6 separate regions of the Homo sapiens genome follow, and regions 2, 3, 4, 5 and 6 are each linked to region 1. The links are chromatin contacts, found by Hi-C or POLR2A ChIA-PET in ENCODE. All regions are on one chromosome and are shown on one strand. The core of a region is the stretch at or near the end of the contact, and the rest is flanking DNA. Distances in the headings are between cores, read along the strand shown.

What was found. A loop is a pair of places that touch in the nucleus more often than their neighbours do. ChIA-PET counts read pairs that join two places held with the same protein, here RNA polymerase II (POLR2A). Pooled maps may share reads with other maps.
Region 2: a map of naive thymus-derived CD4-positive, alpha-beta T cell shows a loop between it and region 1 (31-fold over the local background). The contact joins the promoter of CNPY3-GNMT here to the promoter of TOMM6 in region 1. A Hi-C loop is called at or near these places in 1 of 168 maps with a recorded cell type or tissue (naive thymus-derived CD4-positive, alpha-beta T cell), 1 of 37 single-sample maps with no recorded cell type and 9 of 50 pooled maps.
Region 3: a map of naive thymus-derived CD4-positive, alpha-beta T cell shows a loop between it and region 1 (15-fold over the local background). The contact joins the promoter of MEA1 here to the promoter of TOMM6 in region 1. A Hi-C loop is called at or near these places in 1 of 168 maps with a recorded cell type or tissue (naive thymus-derived CD4-positive, alpha-beta T cell), 1 of 37 single-sample maps with no recorded cell type and 11 of 50 pooled maps. POLR2A ChIA-PET finds 5 or more read pairs at or near these places in 1 of 52 experiments (PC-9).
Region 4: a pooled map shows a loop between it and region 1 (15-fold over the local background). The contact joins the promoter of TJAP1 here to the promoter of TOMM6 in region 1. A Hi-C loop is called at or near these places in 6 of 50 pooled maps. POLR2A ChIA-PET finds 5 or more read pairs at or near these places in 2 of 52 experiments (GM12878 and activated T-cell).
Region 5: a loop to region 1 is called in a map of ascending aorta, with 5 times the contacts of the local background. The contact joins the promoter of GTPBP2 here to the promoter of TOMM6 in region 1. A Hi-C loop is called at or near these places in 3 of 168 maps with a recorded cell type or tissue (CD4-positive, alpha-beta memory T cell, ascending aorta and naive thymus-derived CD4-positive, alpha-beta T cell) and 13 of 50 pooled maps. POLR2A ChIA-PET finds 5 or more read pairs at or near these places in 1 of 52 experiments (HEK293).
Region 6: a loop to region 1 is called in a map of CD8-positive, alpha-beta T cell, with 7 times the contacts of the local background. The contact joins the promoter of PEX6 here to the promoter of TOMM6 in region 1. A Hi-C loop is called at or near these places in 1 of 168 maps with a recorded cell type or tissue (CD8-positive, alpha-beta T cell) and 7 of 50 pooled maps. POLR2A ChIA-PET finds 5 or more read pairs at or near these places in 1 of 52 experiments (GM10248).

Annotation. Positions count from the first base shown.
Region 1 is chr6:41,785,662-41,789,059 of GRCh38, reverse strand. It overlaps TOMM6 (translocase of outer mitochondrial membrane 6), which reads right to left and starts at 1,366. Exons shown (of 3, transcript NM_001382294.1): 1 at 1,235-1,366. The coding sequence starts at 1,362. It overlaps PRICKLE4 (prickle planar cell polarity protein 4), which reads right to left. Exons shown (of 8, transcript NM_013397.6): 7 at 2,728-2,932; 8 at 1,608-2,298. The coding sequence ends at 1,931. RefSeq lists enhancers at 919-1,608, 679-1,678 and a silencer at 2,299-2,818.
Region 2 is chr6:42,927,689-42,930,789 of GRCh38, reverse strand. CNPY3-GNMT (CNPY3-GNMT readthrough) reads right to left here and starts at 1,310. Exons shown (of 5, transcript NR_134892.2): 1 at 1,069-1,310. CNPY3 (canopy FGF signaling regulator 3) reads right to left here and starts at 1,310. Exons shown (of 6, transcript NM_006586.5): 1 at 1,069-1,310. The coding sequence starts at 1,219. RefSeq lists enhancers at 592-701, 1,012-1,271, 914-1,415, 1,722-1,771, 1,782-1,831 and 1 more.
Region 3 is chr6:43,012,218-43,015,588 of GRCh38, reverse strand. It overlaps MEA1 (male-enhanced antigen 1), which reads left to right and starts at 1,643. Exons shown (of 4, transcript NM_014623.4): 1 at 1,643-1,803; 2 at 2,200-2,474; 3 at 2,561-2,663; 4 at 2,968-3,371. The coding sequence starts at 1,776. The coding sequence ends at 3,119. It overlaps KLHDC3 (kelch domain containing 3), which reads right to left and starts at 1,340. Exons shown (of 11, transcript NM_057161.4): 1 at 1,241-1,340. It overlaps PPP2R5D (protein phosphatase 2 regulatory subunit B'delta), which reads right to left. Exons shown (of 16, transcript NM_006245.4): 16 at 3,247-3,371. RefSeq lists an enhancer at 1,392-1,511 and a silencer at 1,722-1,771.
Region 4 is chr6:43,475,322-43,478,878 of GRCh38, reverse strand. TJAP1 (tight junction associated protein 1) reads right to left here and starts at 1,309. Exons shown (of 11, transcript NM_001350562.2): 1 at 1,251-1,309; 2 at 647-792. RefSeq lists an enhancer at 166-959.
Region 5 is chr6:43,627,066-43,630,548 of GRCh38, reverse strand. GTPBP2 (GTP binding protein 2) reads left to right here and starts at 1,285. Exons shown (of 12, transcript NM_019096.5): 1 at 1,285-1,572. The coding sequence starts at 1,387. It also overlaps a transcript of MAD2L1BP not described here. RefSeq lists enhancers at 256-475, 1,096-1,275 and silencers at 1,336-1,475, 1,496-1,575.
Region 6 is chr6:42,977,691-42,981,174 of GRCh38, reverse strand. It overlaps PEX6 (peroxisomal biogenesis factor 6), which reads left to right and starts at 1,994. Exons shown (of 17, transcript NM_000287.4): 1 at 1,994-2,906. The coding sequence starts at 2,025. LOC124900215 (a long non-coding RNA gene) reads left to right here. Exons shown (of 2, transcript XR_007059580.1): 2 at 332-633. RefSeq lists silencers at 1,192-1,388, 2,043-2,422 and enhancers at 1,583-1,632, 1,793-2,734.

The DNA of each region.
Region 1 (3,398 bases), core at 117-2,616:
AGTAAGTGTAAGGTCAGGCTGGGCGCGGTGGTTCACGCCTGTAATCCCAGCACTTTGGAAGGCCAAGGCAGGCGGATCACGAAGTCAGGAGCTCGAGACCAGCCTGGCCAACATGGTGAAACCCCGTCTCTACTAAAAATACAAAAATTAGCTGGGCGTGGTGGTGCGCGCCTGTAATCCCAGCTACTGGGGAGGCTGAGGCAGGAAAATCGCTTGAACCCGGGAGGCGGAGGCTGCAGTGAGCTGAGGTCCGCCACTACACTCCAGCCTGGGCGACAGAGCGAGGCTGTCTCAAAAAGAAATAAATGTGGCCGGGCGCGGTGGCTCACGCCTGTAATCCCAGCACTTTGGGAGGCAGAGTCGGGTGGATCGAGAAGTCAGGAGTTTGAGACCAGCCTGCCCAAGATGGTGAAACCCCGTCTCTACTAAAAATACAAAAATTAGCTGGGCGTGGTGGCGCGCGCTTGTAATCCCAGCTACTGGGGAGGCTGAGGCAGGAGAATCGCTTGAACCCGGGAGGCAGAAGGGGCAGTGAGCCGAGATTGCGCCTCTGCACTCCAGCCTGGGCGACAGAGTGAGACTCCGTCTCAAAAAAAAAAAAAAAAAAAAAAAAAAAGGCCGGGCGTGGTGGCTCACGCCTGTAATCCCAGCACTTTGGGAGGCCGAGGCGGGCGGATCACGAGGTCAGGAGATCGAGACCATCCTGGATAACACGGTGAAACCCCGTCTCTACTAAAAATACAAAAAATTAGCAGGGCGTGGTGGCGGGCGGCCGTAGTCCCAGCTACTCGGGAGGCTGAGGCAGGAGAATGGCGTGAACCCGGGAGGCGGAGCTTGCAGTGAGCCGAGATCGCGCCACTGCACTCCAGCCTGGGCAACAGAGTGAGACTCCGTCTCAAAAAAAAAAAAAAAACAAAAAAGAAATGTAAGATCAAACGCAAAGCCCAGCTAAAGCACTAGTCCAGGGCCGAAAAAGCCTGTTTACGTGCTAGCACTTCTTCCCTTGATCAGGGTGACATTACAGATACAGCCACATGACAGAAAGATCGCTTTTGCCACACGGGAACTCTCCTGGCCAGGGATCTCAGTGAGGCACAGCCAGAGCTACGAAGACGCCACAATGCTGGTAATGTTAAAAAACAAAAACAAAAAACCCTGAGGCGCCAGCCTCGCAAGAAAGGGGAAATACGGATTTAAGGGCCAGAAAAGGACCAAGTTCCTCGGGCTCGGTTACCTCCGGAAGTCATTCCTATCAGTGGCAAAGCGGTAGACGCCCCGAAGCCAATCTCCCACGTTGTCCGGTATTTCGGGAGTTTCATTAGCCGAGCCAGCAGCGCTCACCGGGACAGTGCTGGAAGCCATAGTGGAAAGCTTCGCATGGGCCTCGGTGGAGGAACCGTATCGGCGTCGCCGGTGAATGACGCACCTCCGGTCTGGCACTTCCGGCTGCTACCGGCCGGCAGTGGGGGCGCTGTTCGCTTAGTCCGACATCCGGAAGAGGGACGGCCCTCTGCTGCGCCTCCACGAACTCTAGGAGGGGAGGAGCGCGGCCCGGTTCTACGGTCCCCTGCTCCCGGTCCCACCTCCGGCTCTCCAGCCGGTAACTGTCACGCGTGCTGTGATCATTTAATTGGCTTGGGAGGAGGATGGTGGGGACGGGGCTGTCCCAGCCTGTGGAGGTGGGGGTAGGGGCTATCTCAGCAGGGGAAGCGTAGCTTTGGGGAATGGGTTTTGCCAAGAAAGTCTCCGCCAAAAGTCTTAGAACGCGCAGTACTGAAGGGGGCGCACTCCAAACTTGTCACCTCGCCGCCTCTTGCGGGCGTGCGCCTGACTGCGTCTCAGTCTAGGATTGTTAGGGGGAGGCTAGCCTTGTTCTCCCGCTTTACAGACCCCTTTCCTCCCACTCACATCCCCTCTCTGAGCTGCGCCACTAGCACATGGTGCAGTGCGTCTTAGAGGCGTTGCTGTCCTCTGCTTGGAGGCTTCCGGGGGTCTTCCAGGACTGGGGAAGGCGCTCGCCTAAGAAAAATCCTTCAGGTTCCGAGTCAGAGGAGGAGGAGCAGGTGGAGAAAGGGGTGTCCTTGGGATCACGAATAGTCTCCAGGCGGCATTGCTCCTGCCCTTTGGGTGCCTCCGCTTTGTCCCCAGGTCGGTTCTCCTGCTGGGGACTGGATCCAGGCAGCCCCCTCTGAGTTTGCAGGCTGGAACCGCCGGCAGCAGCGAGGAGTGTTCGGGAGAGGGTTGCAGAGTTCACCGAGGTTTGGTCCCTTCCTTCAGTTCGGTCGAGTCCAGTCTCCCCTGTTCCGGGCCGGGTCGGAAACGCTGGTCTCAGAGCCGCGGAGCTGGACCTACACCGCAGCTAGTGGGGGTGAGGCCCAGCCTCCCGCCCCGCCCAGCCCCTGGGCCGTGCGCGCCGCCGCCGCCGCCGAGAGTCCTCGCCAGGGTCCCCCGCCTCCACCAGAGGGCGTCCGCCTCCCGCGCCTGGGAGGGAGTCTGGCGCCGCAACCCCGACCGCGGCGCGGGGTGGGTTCGGGCGGCCCTTGGAACGCTCCGGCCAGGGATGCGCGGTGAGAGCTGCGGGCCCCGAGGCTTGGGTCTGGGGGGTGCGGTGGGGGCGCTCCTGGAGGGACGGGACGGCGTGGGACCGGGGCGAGGGTCCCAGCCCGGGAGAACCCCCACAGCCCAGCCCAAGCTCCCTCCCGCTTTGCTCTGCATCCTCTCCCTTACCAAGGAATGCCTGCCCTTCCAGTGCCCCGGCCCAGCTCGAGCCTGCATCCGAGTAGCGGTTCTCGAAGCAGCTGGGGCAGCAGGGGCTTCCCCCAGGCAGGGCATAACGTCCCCCGCCCAGAGGCCCGGCGCAGTCCTGGCAACAGAAGTGGTTCTCATGCCAGCGCTGTCCCTCCGCCTCGGTGCAGCGCCAGGAGAAGATCAGCTGGGAGAGGGAGAGGGAGAGGGGAACGTTTCATTCATTCATTCCCTCATTCATTCATCCAGTAACCACGCCTTTTACCCAGTTAACGCTAAAGCACGTCTGCACACATTCCCATTTAATTCACTCAGCCACTTTTGGACGCAGGGAGGACTGATTGGCTTAGCCAGGATCCCAGCTAGCAAGTGGGACAATCCCCAGTGCGACCTGGGGGTCTGGACTCCCAACCCAGGGCTCCAGGCTTCCTTTTATGCTGACATCAAGGGAATTTCTAGCATGATGAGGCACAGCACTGGGCACTCGGCATCTACTGAGATGAGCATGTGTCCAAGACTCCCTGCTCTAGAGAAATTCGATGAGTCCAGGAACATTTGAGGGACTCTGCAGTGGGGGAGGCCAGAGAGAAGGGCACTGGGTCCTACATGCCCAGAGCTCAAGTCAGAACACAGGGAACTTGGTAGTCCCAGGC
Region 2 (3,101 bases), core at 61-2,560, 1.1 Mb before region 1:
ATGGAAGGATTATGTGTCCGAAACTTACCCCAAACCCACTTTCCAGTGTTTAGGGAACATCTGGCCTGATGTAGGCTTTCAATTCAGATGAGAGATTCACAGCCAACTTTCTGGGGGCCCTGGGGTTACGGGGCTAGGAAGGCAGGCATGACTGTAAGGTCTGAGGAGAAAACTAAGGGACGGAGTTGAGGAAAAAGAAATAGGTCCTTTATAGTCCTGGCTCGCTGGTAGCTCCCTCTCTCTCTCTCTCTGTAGTTCCTCAACGCCTATGTCTTTGGGACTCACCTTTTCTCCAAAGTCCTAAAATCTTCTTTCAAGTTCCCCATAGGCTCTATTGTTCCCCCAAAGGGCTCCTCAGATCCAGATCCTCCTCCTCACACACACCCACAGTCTCCCATTTAATCATCTGTATTCTCAAAACATTTATTGAGTGCCTACCAGACACTGTGTGAATACGTATCTAAGACAAAAATTCCTGCCTTCGAGGAGTTGTTAGTGGGTGCAACAGACAACTACACAGATTGGGTTGCAGTGAGGGCAAAAGGGGAAAGTCTTAGGTTTTTTTCCCCCAAGATGAGTCATCTGGAGCTTTTCAGTTCCTCAAACTCGTTCTTAGCTTCTCAGCCGGCAGGCCTCTGCCTCTGTAGTTTCCTGAGTGGGCCCCTCTCTTTCCACTTCTCTTCATCCGGCTAACTCCTAATGCCTCTTCGTGCTTCCTGTATGAAGCCCTCTTTGACTCCCCTCTGCACACAGCCTTCGCCCACCCCCTCCCCCACTCCAGGCTAGACCAGATGCTCCTCGTCCGGCCCCCAAAAGGAAGCTCTGTACCTCCCCTATCATGGCATCTACTACTCTGAATTATCATTGCTTGTTTCTACCAATGTGTGAACTCCAGGGGTACCGGGACCAGATCTCTCGTCCGCCGCAGCGTCCCGGCGCAAGCCTGTTCAAGGAAGGAAGACACCCTGCAGAGCTCGGAACCTTGCAACCCCCGACGCTGCTCCGCAAGCACCACCGCTGGAGCCAGCCCCTCCGGCAGGATACGCCCCACGGGCCCCGCCTCCTCACCTTCGCATTTGCTGGGCAGGCGAACCCAGTCGTTCTCCTCAGCTCCGGCCTGGCTCGGGCCCAGCTCCGGGGCCGGCAGCAGCAGCAGCAGCAGCAGCAGCAAGGGAAGAAGCAGAAGACAGCGGGACGCGGGCTCAGGCATTGAATCCATGGCCCGGCCGGGCCCGGACCCTAAAGGACCGGGCGGTTCCTCCTCCCGCGGCGCGCGCGGAGCAGTTTCCCCTCGCCGCTTCCGGGACTGCACACGTGCCTCCGAGCAACCACGACAACAGCTAGCCTCCCGCCCGCCCTCCTCTCGCAGCCGCAGCCCGCCTTCAAAGCGGACCAAGGCCCGCGGACGGCGCAGCCAATAGGCTTTCTGGGGTTTGCTCTCTAGCTAATGGGAAGACTATCTTTTTACGCCCTTGGCCAGTAAGAGAGCAGATGGTGGCCTCAGCGACCTATGGCAAAGTCCTTTCCCACCCCCTAACGGAGGCTCTGGGAGAGAGAGGATGCAGGACCAAGACCCGAGAAGAAGCCTGCGTCTGGGCCTGGGTGGGACGGATTCAGGCGCGCAGGTGCTGGAAGATGTGGGGAAGGCCGTCTTCGCGGCTTTCTCCGCCTCCTCGAACGTCACTTCCCTCCTGGGGTCCTAATGCCGCAAGTCCTTACTGAACATCTGTTTTTAAATTTTATTATTGGTATTGTGGTTGTTATAGCCGGGCACTCTTGTAGGCGCTTAAGGTGCAAGCAGGACGACTCAAACTGTCCCCAGCCTTCACACTTTTTTAGTAGCCAGTAGATTTGTCCTAGTGAGAACTAGAACAAATGACTTCCTCTCTGAGCCTGTTTCTATTTGTATGACGACAAAGTGATCCTCCTAGCTGCTGTGGGAGCTTGCCTGTTGTTGGGAAGCTCAAATAGGTTAATAGAATTAAAGCTTATCGAGCAGATTGTAAAAAGTTCAGGCATTAATTTTCTTTTTGTATGTAATCCCAGCCCCTTTTACTGCCCTATTATTTATTTCTTGATTCTGAGCTCTCAGAAGGCAGAAATTTAGCCGATTAACGATTGTCTCTCCCTTCCGCTTCCCCAGCAACAACAGGGTGCCTGGCACAAGGAGATACTCAGTAAAACTCTCATCTGCTGTGTCATTAAGGGGAACACTTAATGGCTCACGCCTGTAATCCCAGCACTTTGGGAGGCCGAGGCGGAAGGATCACCTGAGCCCAGGAGTTGGAGACCAGCCTGGGCAACAGATTGAGACCCTGTCTCAACAAAGAAGAAGAAGAAGAAAAAGGCCAGGCGCCGTGGCTAATGTCTGTAATCCCAGCACTTTGGGAGGCCAAGAAGGGAGAACTGCTTGAGGCCAGGAGTTCGAGACCAGCCTGGTCAACATAGCGAGACACCCCCCCCATCTCAAAAATAAATAAATCAAAATAAAAAATAAAGAGGAGGCCGGGCTTGGTGGCTCACGCCTATAATTCCAGCACTTTGGAAGGCCGAGGTAGGTGGATCACGAGGTCAGGAGTTCAAGACCAGCCTGGCCAAGATGCTGAAACCCCATCTCTACTAAAGATACAAAAAGTTAGCCGGGCGTGGTGGCACACGCCTGTAATCCCAGCTACTCGGGAGGTGGAGGCAGGAGAATTGCTTGAACCTGGGAGATGGAGGTTGCAGTGAGCCGAGATCACGCCATTGCACTCCAGCCTGGGCGACAGGGCAAGACTCCATCTCAAAAATAATAAATGCCGGGCGCGATGGTTCATGCCTGTATTTCCAGCACTTTGGGAGGCCAAGGCGGGCAGATCACAAGGTCAGGAATTCGAGACCAGCCTGGCCAATATGGTGAAACCCTGTCTCTACTAAAAATACAAAAAAAAATAGCCGTGGTGGTGGGTGCCTGTAGTCCCAGCTACTTGGGAGGCTGAGGCGGGAGAATTGCTTGAACCCTGGAGGTGGAGGTTGCAGTGAGCCGAGATCGCGCCACTGCACTCCAGCCTGGCGACAGAGCGAGACTCCGTCTCAAAAAATAAAAATAAACAAATAAAAAT
Region 3 (3,371 bases), core at 394-2,893, 1.2 Mb before region 1:
CGTGAGCCACCATGCCCAGCTGGTCATGGTCTCTTAAACACAACCTGTCAACCTAGTGGCACGTACACCTGGGTACATCTGAGGTTTTTTCAGGCAAATCCTTGCAACTGACAATGCTTTTGCTGGCAAGCATCTCCTGAGTTTGGGTGTATCATCATCTGCTCCCTGTTTAAGAAGCCCTGGCAGAGGAAAGGGCCAGGCAAAACCTCAGGCACTAAAACAGCTCAAATAAGGGAGGCCCCTTGCAGGAAAGAGACATGGCTTTCAGCTGGCTTGCTAGTCCCACCCACCCAACCTCCCCCAACTCCACACCCTAAGCTTTAAATAGCCATGGGACCCATCCTGAAATAGCCCCAGCAGGAAGCTACTCTCACTTCATTACTCCCGCTCTCCAAAATATCTTGGGTCTGGGCTTGTGGAGACTGTTAGGAGGTCGATGGGCTTAAGAATGGAAGTCTTCCATCCTCCCTTATATTCTCTATTCTTCCCTTCAGATATGTCAAGGTAAAGTAAAATATGCACAGGAGAGGAGATAAGCAATTCCAGCCAAAGGTGGAGAAAAAAAATTTTAGTTTCTCTGCCATATAAACAACTCAAATTCAAGGAGAACAAGCCCCCAGGCGCTCAGGGGCTCCTCTTATCCCTGGGTCTCCCCAGTCCTCCATCACCACCAAGCATTTTCAAACTTCTTCTATTCCCTTAATGTATCTACCCGCCTGGTCTCTTGCATTTTTTATTCCCCATTTCTCGCCCTTCTTGATCTCGTGAGAGCTTTGCAGTTTTCTCATTTTTCCTTCTCCTACCATTCCAAGCTCCACCCAACAGCCCTCCATTTTCCCACCTCCACTAAGGAAAGAAAAATTAGCATGCACTGACCACGATACCCCTCTCTGCATATGACTCTATCCCTGTCTTCTTCCAGACATTCCGGCCTCCCCTAGCCCACCACGCCAGACACCCCTCCCCTTCCATTATGCTCAGCTTCCCTGTTTTCATGGCCCAGTCTTCCTTCCCATTTCCTTCATTGCTTCCTCCAGACACCAGGTCTCTCCTACCCATCTCCTCGCCATCCTCCCCTAGCCCTGCTTTCCCCATTAACACTCTCCTTTCCCATCATCCCCCTAGCTCCCTCCCCACCCCCACCTCATCACTCTCAGGCCCCTCCCCCGCCACTCCAGCTCCAGACAGCACGTCCTAAGCCCCCTAATTCTCCCTTGCCCTTCTACCCATCCCAGGCTACCTGCCAGGCCGAGCCGGGGCGGGGCCGCGGGTCCTCGAGCTGCCTGCAGCCTAGAACCCGTTGCGCGCCAACCGACGCCTTAGTCCCCAACGAGATAAACACAGCCAAGCTCGGTTCTTCCGGCGGGCAGCTGTGCGCGCACGTGCAGTCGTAGCTAAGTGCCGGAGGCATTTCGGGACTTGTAGTCCATACGTTTCCTGAGGGACGAGAGGGCTGAGGAGTGGGCAGGGGCGTAGGAGAGATTCTGCGCATGTGCAAATATGTGTCGAGACCGAGGAGGCCACTGGGTAATGCAGTCCTTTGTTTTTTGGGCTGGGAATGACGGAGGCGGGGCAAGGGGCGGACTCCTCGTCCTCGCCAGCGTCAATCATGGATATGGGGCGGGGCTGGAGGACTAGGCACCTCTGCACGTCCTGCCCCGCCGGAAGTGGAGGCCGCGGGCTCTGAGCGGGTGAGGCGCGCGGGAACACCGGCGCCGGGATTCGGATGGGGGCGGGTGGGGGACGCTGCAGCTGGGGCCATTTGAGGGGAGCCCATGGGGCCTGAAAGGCATCTGTCAGGCGGTACAGAGGGGGTCCTCTAGGAGAGGGGAGAAGGGGGCGGGTACGCCGACCTGTTTAGGGGAGTCTGATGACCCAGAGTTCCCAAGTCGCGGGGGAGGCGTGGCGCGGGGAGCCGGGGTTCTGGAAGGGGTGTCTTTTAGGAGGTGGCAGGGCCTCCGGTTGGGCGTTTAACTAGGAAGTGGCGGAGCAAGTTGGTGGGGCCTGGTTCAAGATAAGAACCCCGACTTAGGAGGGGGAGGAACGAGAGGCTGGAATTGGGGCGGAGGGGTGGAGGATGCAGGAGCCTCGGGGAGGAGCTGGTTTTTTGCACGCAGGAGACTACAAGGAGATGATGAGAGGATGAAGATGGGCCTGGTTTCATCCGATCCCTGTCCTACCGCCTCCCTGTTCTTGCAGCCCCTGCCCGGATGGCAACAGTAGTTCTAGGAGGAGACACCATGGGCCCTGAGCGTATCTTCCCCAATCAGACTGAGGAACTGGGACATCAGGGCCCTTCAGAAGGCACTGGGGATTGGAGCAGTGAGGAGCCTGAGGAAGAGCAGGAGGAAACGGGGTCGGGCCCAGCTGGCTACTCCTACCAGCCCCTGAACCAAGATCCTGAACAAGAGGAGGTGGAACTGGCACCAGTGGGGGATGGAGATGTAGTTGCTGACATCCAGGATCGAATCCAGGTAGGGTGGAGGAGGGATGGTTCCTGAACAGGTGAAGCTGGGCTCCCTGAAAGCCTAGACCCAAACGGTCTTCTGTGGCTCTGCAGGCCCTGGGGCTTCATTTGCCAGACCCACCATTAGAGAGTGAAGATGAAGATGAGGAGGGAGCTACAGCGTTGAACAACCACAGCTCTATTCCCATGGACCCAGGTAAAAGATCATTCTTTCATTCTGGAATAATTACTAAGGAAATGAACTGGCATGAGTCAGTAGAAGGAAGTTTCAGAGGAAGACCCTATCCTAAAAAGATAGTTTGTAAACTAAGATTTTGTAGACTTCAGAGTCCAAGTGAAATGCTCTTTTGCTAGCTTTGGGGATGGGCAGGCTTGCCTTAAAGTAACAAGGTGGATTTGGTGACCCTAGCAGCCCAAGGGCTCTGGGTTGATTCGGGGATTGGGGAGGGGAGCTGGTCCCATTATTTCTATGCCTGAATGGCCTCTGGCTCTGATTTCAGAACATGTAGAGCTGGTGAAAAGGACAATGGCTGGAGTAAGCCTGCCTGCGCCAGGGGTTCCTGCCTGGGCTCGGGAGATATCGGATGCCCAGTGGGAAGATGTGGTACAGAAAGCCCTCCAAGCCCGGCAGGCATCCCCTGCCTGGAAGTGACCACAGTGAGAGCTGCCTTATATTCCTACATTCCAGGCCAGAACCAGCACAGGACTGAACACATCCCTGGTTGTAATGTCCATTTCCATCTTCCCCGTCTCCCTTTCCACATCAAGGCACATCAGACTTCTCAGAGACCCACTTTATTCAGTTCTGTACATATGGGGACATCGGTCCAAGCCCAACCCACCTTAGCATGTATCACTCTGTGGAGAATAAAGCACCCTATGTACACAGCCAAAAGCCGCACTG
Region 4 (3,557 bases), core at 60-2,559, 1.7 Mb before region 1:
GCGGTGCTAAACATTCCCAGAGCTTTACATCAGTCCACTTGATCTCTTACCAGAAACTGATCTACATTTTTTCTCTCTAATCCCAACCTGCCTTTCCCTCACCTCTGATACCCCCACCAAAATCCACATCCCCAGAGGAACACTAATGAGCCCTTCTTACCAAAAAAGCAAAAGTAGACACACAGCGAGAATGAATTCAGGAGTCAGTGACAGCAGGTACCTAAATGGTCAGTGAACACGATCAGAATTTGTTTTCTCGTGACTCCCCACCATCTGTCACCCACAAATCTCCACTTCCAGGCAGGACGCCAAAGTGAAGAAGTGATGGGGATATTGAAGCAGAAACAATGAGCATGTAGGAAACTGCTTGTGACAGGGATGTGTTAACATCCTTCGGCCTGGTCTCTAGGCCTCTGTCCAGGTTTACTTGCATAGGTGAAGGCACACAAGGCTTAATTCTACACCAACTCTCAAAAGTCAGCCTGCAATCTACGCCAAACACTAACTTAAGGACCTCAGACAAAGGACAAACTCTATAAAAGTGAGCCCTTTTCAGACCAAATGTTTCTTGGCATCACTCTAAGCCCATGCATCCTCCTCCCAGGGAGCATGCCAGCCAGAAACCTGTCACTGGAAGCCACCTTACCCGCTCTGGGGTTGGACTGGGGCAAGTCGCTATCTCTTCTTCTTTCCAAGTAGGCACTGTAATTTCTTCCAGTCCCTGGGGCACCTGAATCTTCAGCTGAAATTGGGGCAGATGCTGCTAACAGCTGTGGAAAGGCTGATCTAAGCCTAGAAGAGGGTCATTTGACTGGCTTTAGTTCCCTCCTTAGCAGATCTGCCCGGCATCCTCCAGATCTCTCTTCCTCACTATCCCACTCTACTAGAAAGATCCCTTTCCCCTCTGGCCGGCCAGATACAGTCGGGCCTCTATCCCACGCTCCAGGCTTCTTTATTCGCGGCTAAGAAATTTTCCTCCAACTTGTGACTCTGCTTCTCCAGGGCCTGCACAACACCTACTTCTGGCTGCCCCGCCCCCAAATCCCCCTCCCCTAGGGCTGCCACTGGACCCTAGGGCCCCGGTCCGCCCCAGCTCCTTTTTTTCCTCTCCGCCTCGGACCTTACTCCATTCCATCTCCTCTTTTCAACCCTGGAGCCAGTACCCCCTTCGCCCCTACTACAGGCTAGGGCCCCCGCAATCCTCCCCAACTCTGGCTTCCCCGCCCGACTACTCCAACCCCACAACAAACTTTCCGCCGCTGCCAGCTGCGTTCAGGCCGCCATCTTGCCGCGGGGCAGGCCGGGTAGTGGCCAGGGCCGCGGGAATCCCCACGCACTTGGCGTGTCGCGTCATCTGAGGCGGGGCCATGGGGGCGGGGCCTCGGGTTGGGGAGGTGGGACACTAGGTAGGTGATGGTGAAAAATGGGGCTCTCCTGAAAGCAGGGATTGGAGGACTGGCCACAGAAGGAAGGAGGTGTCAGGAGCAGGGCAATAGCGGGAAGCGGGGAAAGAATCCAGTACTGAAAGAAAAAAAAAAAAAAAAAGAATAGGGGAACACATCTCAAAGATACAGTGGGAGAGAGAATCGTGCTACTGGTTCCCCGTCATCCAGAGAATAAAACCAGCTTTTCAGTTTGGCATTCAAAGATCCGCATGATCCAGGCTCTTCCACCTTCATCAGCCTCATTTTTTGCCTCTCCTGGGAACTTCAGGTTCCCAAATTGTCCTTTGTTTTCAGGACATCGGGCCTTAAGATGTCTAATCTCTCTCCTCCTCCTTTGCATCATCAATTCCTCCTATTCCTTCAAACCATCAGCTAAAATGTCACCTCCCCCAGAAAGATTTCCCTTTAGTGCTCCTTTTGCTGGGCATCACTAGCAACTTGTACATAGCTTTACTGTAGCTGTCCCGTGCAGTGTAATTATTTATTTACATGTTATACCACTTTTGCCCTGCTGCTTCTTCAGGGCAAAAACTATGTTTGATTGCATCTTCATACTCCCTAGCAGGTGCTTGGCACACAATAATTGCCTAATGAATAAATGGCATGTTTTCCTCCAATGCATTAAGCATATTTCTGCCTCAGGGTCTCTAAATTTGCTATTCCCCATACCTGGAATGTTCTTCCTCCAAATATTGACTCTCATTTGTGTCTTTGCTCAAGTGTCATCACTTTAGAGAAGCCTTCCTTGGCCACTCAATCTAAATCAGCATCCCTATTCTCCTTTACCCTGCTTTAATGTTTTCATTCATAGTACTTATCATTATCTGACATTATATTAAATATTTATTGTTTATTGATCATCTCCCCACTACAAAGCAAACTCCAGAGGTCTGGGATGTTTTCTTGCTCATCACAGTATCCCCAGTGTCTAAAACAATGCCTGGCATAGTAGGTATTCAATAGATTTTTTTTATTCTGTTTGTTTAATTAATTAATTAATTTTTGAGACAGGGTCTCACTCTGTTGCCCAGGCTGGAGTGTAGTGGTGCGATCTCGGCTCACTGCAACCTCCGCCTCCCGGGTTCAAGTGATTCTCCCACCTCAGTTTCCTGTGTAGCTGGGATTACAGGCGCATGCCAGCTAATTTTTTGTATTTTTAGTAGAGATGGGAGTTCCACCATTCCACCATGTTGGCCAGGCTGGTCTCGAACTCCTGACCTCAAGTGATCCACCTGCCTCAGCCTCCCAAAGTGCTGAGATTACAGGTGTGAGCCACTGCACCGGCCAGTAAATATTTATTGAATGAATAAATGGTATGGAGGTTGGTGATTGACAGATTTTGGAATATACTGGTGGAGAAGAGGGGTTGAAAATACTATAAAATAAGAAAATGCATAGATGGAAGTTACATGACCTCAAGGCCCCACTTAGCACTAACAGGAATGGTAGCAAAGACAAGCCCCAGACTCAGCAAAGGAGAGAGTGAGATGAGGATCAGGTGGAATTCTGCAGCTGGGTCCTCAGGGAGCACAGCCATCCTAGGAAAGCCCCAGGGCACCGAGCAGGCCAGGTAGAGGAAATGAGGAAGGCTGGAGGCCAGGAGTCTCCTCAGACCTAAAGACATCATCCACCCCGAGCCCAGGCCTCTCTTGGCCAGATGGTTCCGGAGAAGCATCTGTCCCTCCATAAATTATCCAGGGCCCCCTCCAGCCTATCCTCTCTGGTGACAGCCGGAACAATTGTCCAGGAATTCCATCTGCTCCCCTGTCCCTCTCCCCTCCGCAGCTCATCAACATTTCAGAGCAGCAAGGTATCCCATTTCCCTGGGCCTAGAGATGGAGCTGGTCTGCCCCTTGGTGAAGCTGATCTCATGTACCCACCCCCCATCAACGCACACACACAAAAACCTCAGCAGAGGCTTCCAGATTCCCAGAGGGAGAGGTCAGCCATTTTTATTTCCCATCCCATCCATGCCTTTCTATCCTATATATCTTTTTAAAAATTAATTTAATAAAATTACACTAACTAAACTAGCCTGGCCAACATAGTGAAACCCCCTCTCTACTAAAAATACAAAAATTAGTTGGGCATGGTGGCATGCACTTGTAGTCC
Region 5 (3,483 bases), core at 36-2,535, 1.8 Mb before region 1:
CTGGTCTCGAACACCTGACTTCAGGTGATCCGCACACTCCTTGGCCTCCCAAAGTGCTGTGATTTACAGGCGTGAGGCACCGCACCCGGCTGAGTTGTTTAATTTCTTGACCGTGTATGAGCACCTCGCAGTTCGAGAAGAGGGGAGAAGTGGACACACTGTGAGTGGTCTGAGTCATGAGACAGCCATGCGGCTGTGAATTGAGCCCTAGCGTCCTGACTCGCAGCTCAGCAACATAACTGCTTTTCCACCCTGCCTTTCTGTGTTCTGTGCACTGGCTTATGTCGCTGAATGTATGTACTCTGTAGAGTGCAACAGCACTAAAGAGCTGGAGATTGCTTCACAAGAGAGTCAAAAGCCAAAAATCCCCTGTGGCCCTAGGCCAAGTTTCTATTCCCGGCCACTGCCCCGCCCTCGTGGTGGTTGGTGTAACCCGAGCCCTAGCCCCGCCCGAAGTAGGGGCCAGGCCCCTCCTACAGTCTTGGCCGTTTAAAACCAAACTCAGTTCTTCCCGATTGGTTCTGCTTCAAAACAAAGGGGAGGAGGAATACTCGCTTTGGGTATGCTTGCAGCCTTCGGGGAGGAAGCTGGTTTACGGGTTCGGGTCTCGTGTCGGGGCCACCGCGGTGCCTCCGGTTATTAAAACCAGCCCCTGGACGGTGCCAGCCTGGTAATAAAGCAGTGACTACTATGTAAAGGTAGCATAATCATCCCAACAATAACAGCCGTAATTTGGCTAATCACCATCCGCCTCCGCCCTGGCGTTCGCCCTGACTCACCCCAGCGGCACGCGGGCCATAGGGGAAGAAACTGAGGCAGAGGCGGAGCCAGCAGGCTGGCGGCACCAGTAGCCTCAGTTCTGCAGCTCTCGAGGTCCAAAACCTGTTGTCTAGGATCCGCGCTAAAGGGCCAAATCCCGGAGCGCCCACAAAGCTCGATTCTGATGTAAGCTCTTCTACGCTGGTGTCCTCGCGTCCCCACCCCAGGCCTCGAGGCTCTAAATTCCCCCCAAGTCCTAGAAAAAGAACATAGCGCGAGGACTGGAAGTCAGACTACAGCTCCCTTAAGCCTTTGCGCGCCAAGGCGCGCTCCTTCCCCACGCCTCCGACGACTCCCGCGGCCACTTGCGCCGCGATGCCTCCTGGGAGTTGTAGGGCGGCGACGTGTCATTTAAGTGAATTCCCAGGCCTGGGGACTCTATATCCCGTGGTGCCCCGCGGCTGTTTCTGACGCGACCCGGAGGCCAGGGAGGTGGGGGGCGTAGCTTGTGCAGAGCCCCACCCCACTCTGCTCAGGCCGGCCGGACACGGCAGTGGCAGTAAGGGCGGCGGCGACGGCGGCGGCGGTCGGGGGAGGGGCCGGGCGGGGGGCTGGCGGCAGCGGCGGATGGACTCGCGGGTATCGGAGCTGTTCGGCGGCTGCTGCCGGCCCGGAGGGGGCCCGGCCGTGGGCGGAACCCTCAAGGCTAGGGGGGCCGGCAGCAGCAGCGGCTGCGGGGGGCCAAAGGGAAAGAAGAAGAACGGAAGGAACAGAGGGGGCAAAGCCAACAACCCCCCGTATTTGCCCCCCGAGGTGAGCACCTGAGAAGTGGTAGGGCGGGAAGAAGCCACTCTTTCCGGCCCAGGACTCTAGGGAGGCGGGACCCAGATAATTAATCTCCCCTTCCGGTGTCGAGACCCCAGGGAGGAGGGGCACGGGAGGAGAACACCTCTTTCAGGTCCCGGGACCCCAGGGAGGAAGGGCAGAGACTGGACTCTCAGGTGACAGGACCTCAGGGAGGAAGAGTGGAGAGGGAGGACTCCCCCTTCTGATCTAGATTACCCCAGGAGAGAAGTAGAGAAAGGGGATCCCAGGAAGAGCACCCCGACCAACTGCGTGTGCCGCCATAGGGCAAGAGAGACTGCATCCTGGGACGAGAGGCAGACAGTAACCACCACTTCTTCTAAACTTGTTCCACAGGGAGAAGGGGAGTACCCGGGAAAAGAGCAATATGTTCCACACGGACACACACACAGTACTCGGGAAAAGAGCAGTATGTTCACTACACACACACACACACACACACACACACACACACAGCCTAAGCCAGTGGTTATCAAACTTTGGCATGTATCGAATCACCCGGATTGCTGGCCCCCAACGCCTGGCCAATTTTATTTTTTTATTATTTATTTATTTATTTTTTTTGAGACGGAGTCTCTGTTACCCAGGCTGGAGTGCTGTAGGGCTATCTCAGCTCACTGCAACCTCGGCCTCCCGGGTTCTCAAGCGATTCTTCTGCTGCAGCCTCCCGAGTAGCTGGCATTACAGGTGCCCGCCACCACGCCCAGATAATTTTTGTATTTTTAGTAGAGATGGGGTTTCACCATGTTGGCCAGGCTGGTCTCAAACTCCTGACCTCAGGTGATCCACCCGCCTCGGCCTCCCAAAGTGCTGGGATTGCAGGCGTGAGCCTCCGTGCCCAGCCTAGAATTTCTGATTCTTTCTTACTAGTGAGGATGGGCCTGAGAATTTGCATTTCTTATAAGTTCCCGTGTGATACTAATGCTGCTGGTCCCAGGACCTCACTTTGGGAACCATTGGTCTGGGCCCTAGACTGTCATTCTTGTACCACATTTTTTGAAGCCACCCATCCCCAGAAAAATGATTAAAAGGTTTTTATTGATGGGGAAAAAAAATAATCTCCTTAACACACCATGAAGTGGAGATTATGAGTGAAGACCTGTTAGGGCCTGGGAGCCAGACAGCCTTGAAGGGATGGAATGATAGGAAGGGAAGAGGAAAACTAAAATATCCAGAGAGGCGGGTAGAAAAATGCAGACTGGCCAAACAGGCAAATCCCATATCCCTTTGTACCTGGGAGGGGAAGCCTCAGGTAACAGGGTGCTTCTGTGCTGTGCTACCCACTGGAGCTAGAAGAGACTGTGGGGTGGATTCAGGATTTCACCTCCACTGAGGTTAGGGGGCAAGAGGTAAAGGCCATAGCGAGTCTGTCCGCTTCATTACATTTTCTGAGTTTTTCTGTTCCTCTCAGCCCCAGCTTTGGAGCTCTTCTCCTCTCTCACCTAGATCTTCTCGGTCATCAGGCTTGTAGTGACCATTGCTGAGCTCACCCTTTGGCTCTGATCCAGAACCTCTTGCAGCCTCTTACTCTAGATGACATCAGCTGAAAGGGGCAGGCAGGGAGGAAATGGTGTTTCCTAGACCAGTGACAAAGAAAGGTTTTAACAGCCTGGGCACAGAGGAGACATAGACTTCTGGGAAAAGCAGGTTTGAGGCCCTGGAGGTGGGGAGGAAGGGATGATCTTGCATCTAGGAAGAACGTGCTGCCAGTGATCAAAGAATGGATTGATTCAGTGTTCTGTTCCTGGCTTAAATGGGTGACTCCTTGTGTCCTTATAGGCCTTCCCTTCATAGAGGCTATGCTGGGGGTGAATAGAGGATCTTGTCTGCCACTGACCTTTGACAGGCACTTGCCTAACC
Region 6 (3,484 bases), core at 745-3,244, 1.2 Mb before region 1:
CGGAATCTCACTCTGTCACCCAGGCTGGAGTGCAGTGGCGCAGTCTCGGCTCACTGCAAGCTCTGTCTCCCGGCTTCACGCCATTCTCCTGCCTCAGCCTCCCGAGTAGCTGGGACTACAGGCACACACCACCATACCCAGCTAATTTTTGTATTTTTAGTAGAGACGGGGTTTCACCATGTTGGCCAGGCTGGTCTCAAACTCCTGGCCTCAAGCAGTCCACCCACTTGGCCTCCCAAAGTGCTGGGATTACAGCCATGAGCCACTGCGCCCAGCCCCTTATAATATGCAAATCTAATAGTTTTCATATATTTGTCTTTCAAATTTTCAGGAATGTATAATGTACAAAATAGAAGACTGCCTCAAGAAGAAAGGAGAGATGGAGAAAGCTGAGCAGTAGCTGAAAGAGAATGTAAGGTCTAGAAAATGGAGATTGGCACCATCCAATTCATTTATTGTAAGTGAAAATAATTGTTAATAATTGGAAATGCAGTGGGACATGATGGCTTATGCCTGTAGTCCCAGCACTTTGGGAGGCTGAGGCCTGAGGATCTCTTCAGACCAGGAGTTTGAGACCAGCCTAGGCAACACAGAGAAACTCTGTCTCTACAAAAAATAAAAAATTAGTCCAGGCGCAGTGGCTCATGCCTGTAATCCCAGCACTTTGGGAGGCGTAAGCAGGTGGCTCACTTGAAGCCAGGAGTTCGAGACCAGCCTGACCAACAGGGTGAAACCCCGTCTCTACTGAAAATACAACATTAGCTGGGTGTGGTGGCACACACCTGTAATCTCAGCTACTTGGGAGGCTGGGGCAGGAGATTCTTTGAACCTGGGAAGCGGAGATTGCAGTGAGCTGAGATCGTGCCATTGCACTCTGGCCTGGGCAACAAGACCGAAACTCCGTCTCAAAAAAAAAATTGGCTGGGTATGGTGGCGTGTGCCTGTGGTCCCGGCTACAGTTACTCGGGAGGCTGAGGTGGGAGATCACTTGAGCCTGGGACGGTAGAAGCTGCAATGAATGGGGATCGTGCCACTGTACTCCAACCTGGGTGACAGAGTAGGACCCTGTTGCCATAAAAAAGGAAATGTGGCCTACCACTAGCTGAGTGTCTTGTACAGAACAGTGGAGGTGAAGAGAAGGATGGAATCTAAATAACAGCACACGCAGGAAGTCGACTGTTGGTGTTATGCTGACAGAAGCCTTGAACTCCTTTCCTTCTGCCTGCTCTGCTGCCTGCCCCGCTCTAGGATAGAAAGTGAATGGGTTTCCGATCTGCAAGGATTTGGGGGGGGGGGGTGAAAGAAAAGCTGTTTTGTCTTCAACTTAAGTTTGGTGGGAGTAAAACAAACAGAACAATGAACAGGGCAAGAAGTCCTGGAACATGGGTTTTGTGCCAGATGTGCTGGAACATGTGTGGTGGCACCAAGCACTCCAGGGCTGTATGAATCACATCTAGTAATTCACTCAGCAGCCACTATATACCTATAAGCAAGTGTGAGACAGTTTTCTAATCCTGCTACTCCCTCCTGCAACCTTTCCTGCAACCCTCAAACCTCAGTGCTCACAGTTCCACAGGGGAAGCTGCAGGAGCTCCGCAGAGGAGCGGACTCCTTCCGAAACATTTCACCTAGAGCTCCCAGTACTGGGCCCAGTCATCCCGAGCATGCTGACTGTTCATTTATCAGTCAATAAACTGTTACGTTCATGCCACGGGGAAAAATAGTTAAGAGAACATTACTTCCGTAGAAGGCAAAGATAAATCCCTTAAGCACAAGTTCAAATGGCGCATGGGTAAACGCTACGCAACCGCAGCGATGAAGGTTACTGCCTATCGAGGCACGACGCAGATCAATCCGAGGCGCAGCTAACCCCCTCAGAGCAAGTTCGCGGCACCCGACCCCCCTCCCCTTTTCCTCTGGCCTCCCCTGACGGAAGCGGAAGCGGCCCTCGCGCACACTAGTCGTCTGGCTCTCTGGCTCCGGAAGCTGCGCTCCTTCACCCTCCTCGTTGGTGTCCTGTCACCATGGCGCTGGCTGTCTTGCGGGTCCTGGAGCCCTTTCCGACCGAGACACCCCCGTTGGCAGTGCTGCTGCCACCCGGGGGCCCGTGGCCGGCGGCGGAGCTGGGCCTGGTGCTGGCCCTGAGGCCTGCAGGGGAGAGCCCGGCAGGGCCGGCGCTGCTGGTGGCAGCCCTGGAGGGGCCGGACGCGGGCACCGAAGAGCAGGGTCCCGGGCCGCCGCAGCTACTGGTTAGCCGCGCGCTGCTGCGGCTCCTGGCACTGGGCTCCGGGGCCTGGGTGCGGGCGCGGGCGGTGCGGCGGCCCCCGGCGCTAGGTTGGGCACTGCTTGGCACCTCGCTGGGGCCTGGGCTCGGACCGCGAGTCGGGCCGCTGCTGGTGAGGCGCGGAGAGACCCTCCCAGTGCCCGGACCGCGGGTGCTGGAGACGCGGCCGGCGTTGCAAGGGCTGCTGGGCCCAGGGACTCGGCTGGCTGTGACTGAGCTCCGCGGGCGGGCCAGACTGTGTCCAGAGTCTGGGGACAGCAGTCGGCCCCCACCCCCGCCCGTGGTGTCCTCCTTTGCGGTTTCTGGCACAGTGCGGCGACTCCAGGGAGTTCTGGGAGGGACTGGAGATTCACTAGGGGTGAGCCGGAGCTGTCTCCGTGGCCTTGGCCTCTTCCAGGGCGAATGGGTGTGGGTGGCCCAGGCCAGAGAGTCATCGAACACTTCACAGCCGCACTTGGCTAGGGTGCAGGTCCTAGAACCTCGCTGGGACCTCTCTGATAGACTGGGACCCGGCTCTGGACCGCTGGGAGAGCCCCTCGCTGACGGACTGGCGCTTGTCCCTGCCACTTTGGCTTTTAATCTTGGCTGTGACCCCCTGGAAATGGGAGAGCTCAGAATTCAGGTAGGATAAAGGACTGGGGTCAGGAGTGCTTCCTCTTTCTTATACCCTCTTCTCTGTCTTAGGTAAATTGGAAGATTTAGGACTCGTGCCCCATATCATCCCGGACTTTGAACATAATGTTTCTAGCCGGGCGCGGTGACTCACGCCTGTAATCCCAGCACTTTGGGAGGCCGAGGCGAGCGGATCACTTGGGGTCGGGAGTTCGAGACCAGCCTGACCAACATGGAGAAACCCCGTCTCTACTAAAAAAATGTAAAATTAGCCGGGCGTGGTGGTGCATGCCTCTAATCCCAGCTACTTGGGAGGCTGAAGCAGGAGAATCGCTTGAACCTGGGAGGCGGAGGTTGCGGTGAGCCAAGATCGCGCCATTGGACTCCAGCCTGGGCGATAAGAGTGAAACTCTGTCTCAAAAAAAAAAAAAAAAAAGCATAATGTTTCTTAGCCTCATTTATCTATTTTCTTTTTCTTTCTTTCCTTTTTTTTTTTTTTTTTTTTTTTTTGAGATGGGGTCTTGCTCTGTCACCCAGGCTGGAATGTGGTGATGCGATCTCGGCTTACTGCAACCTCCGCCTCCCAGG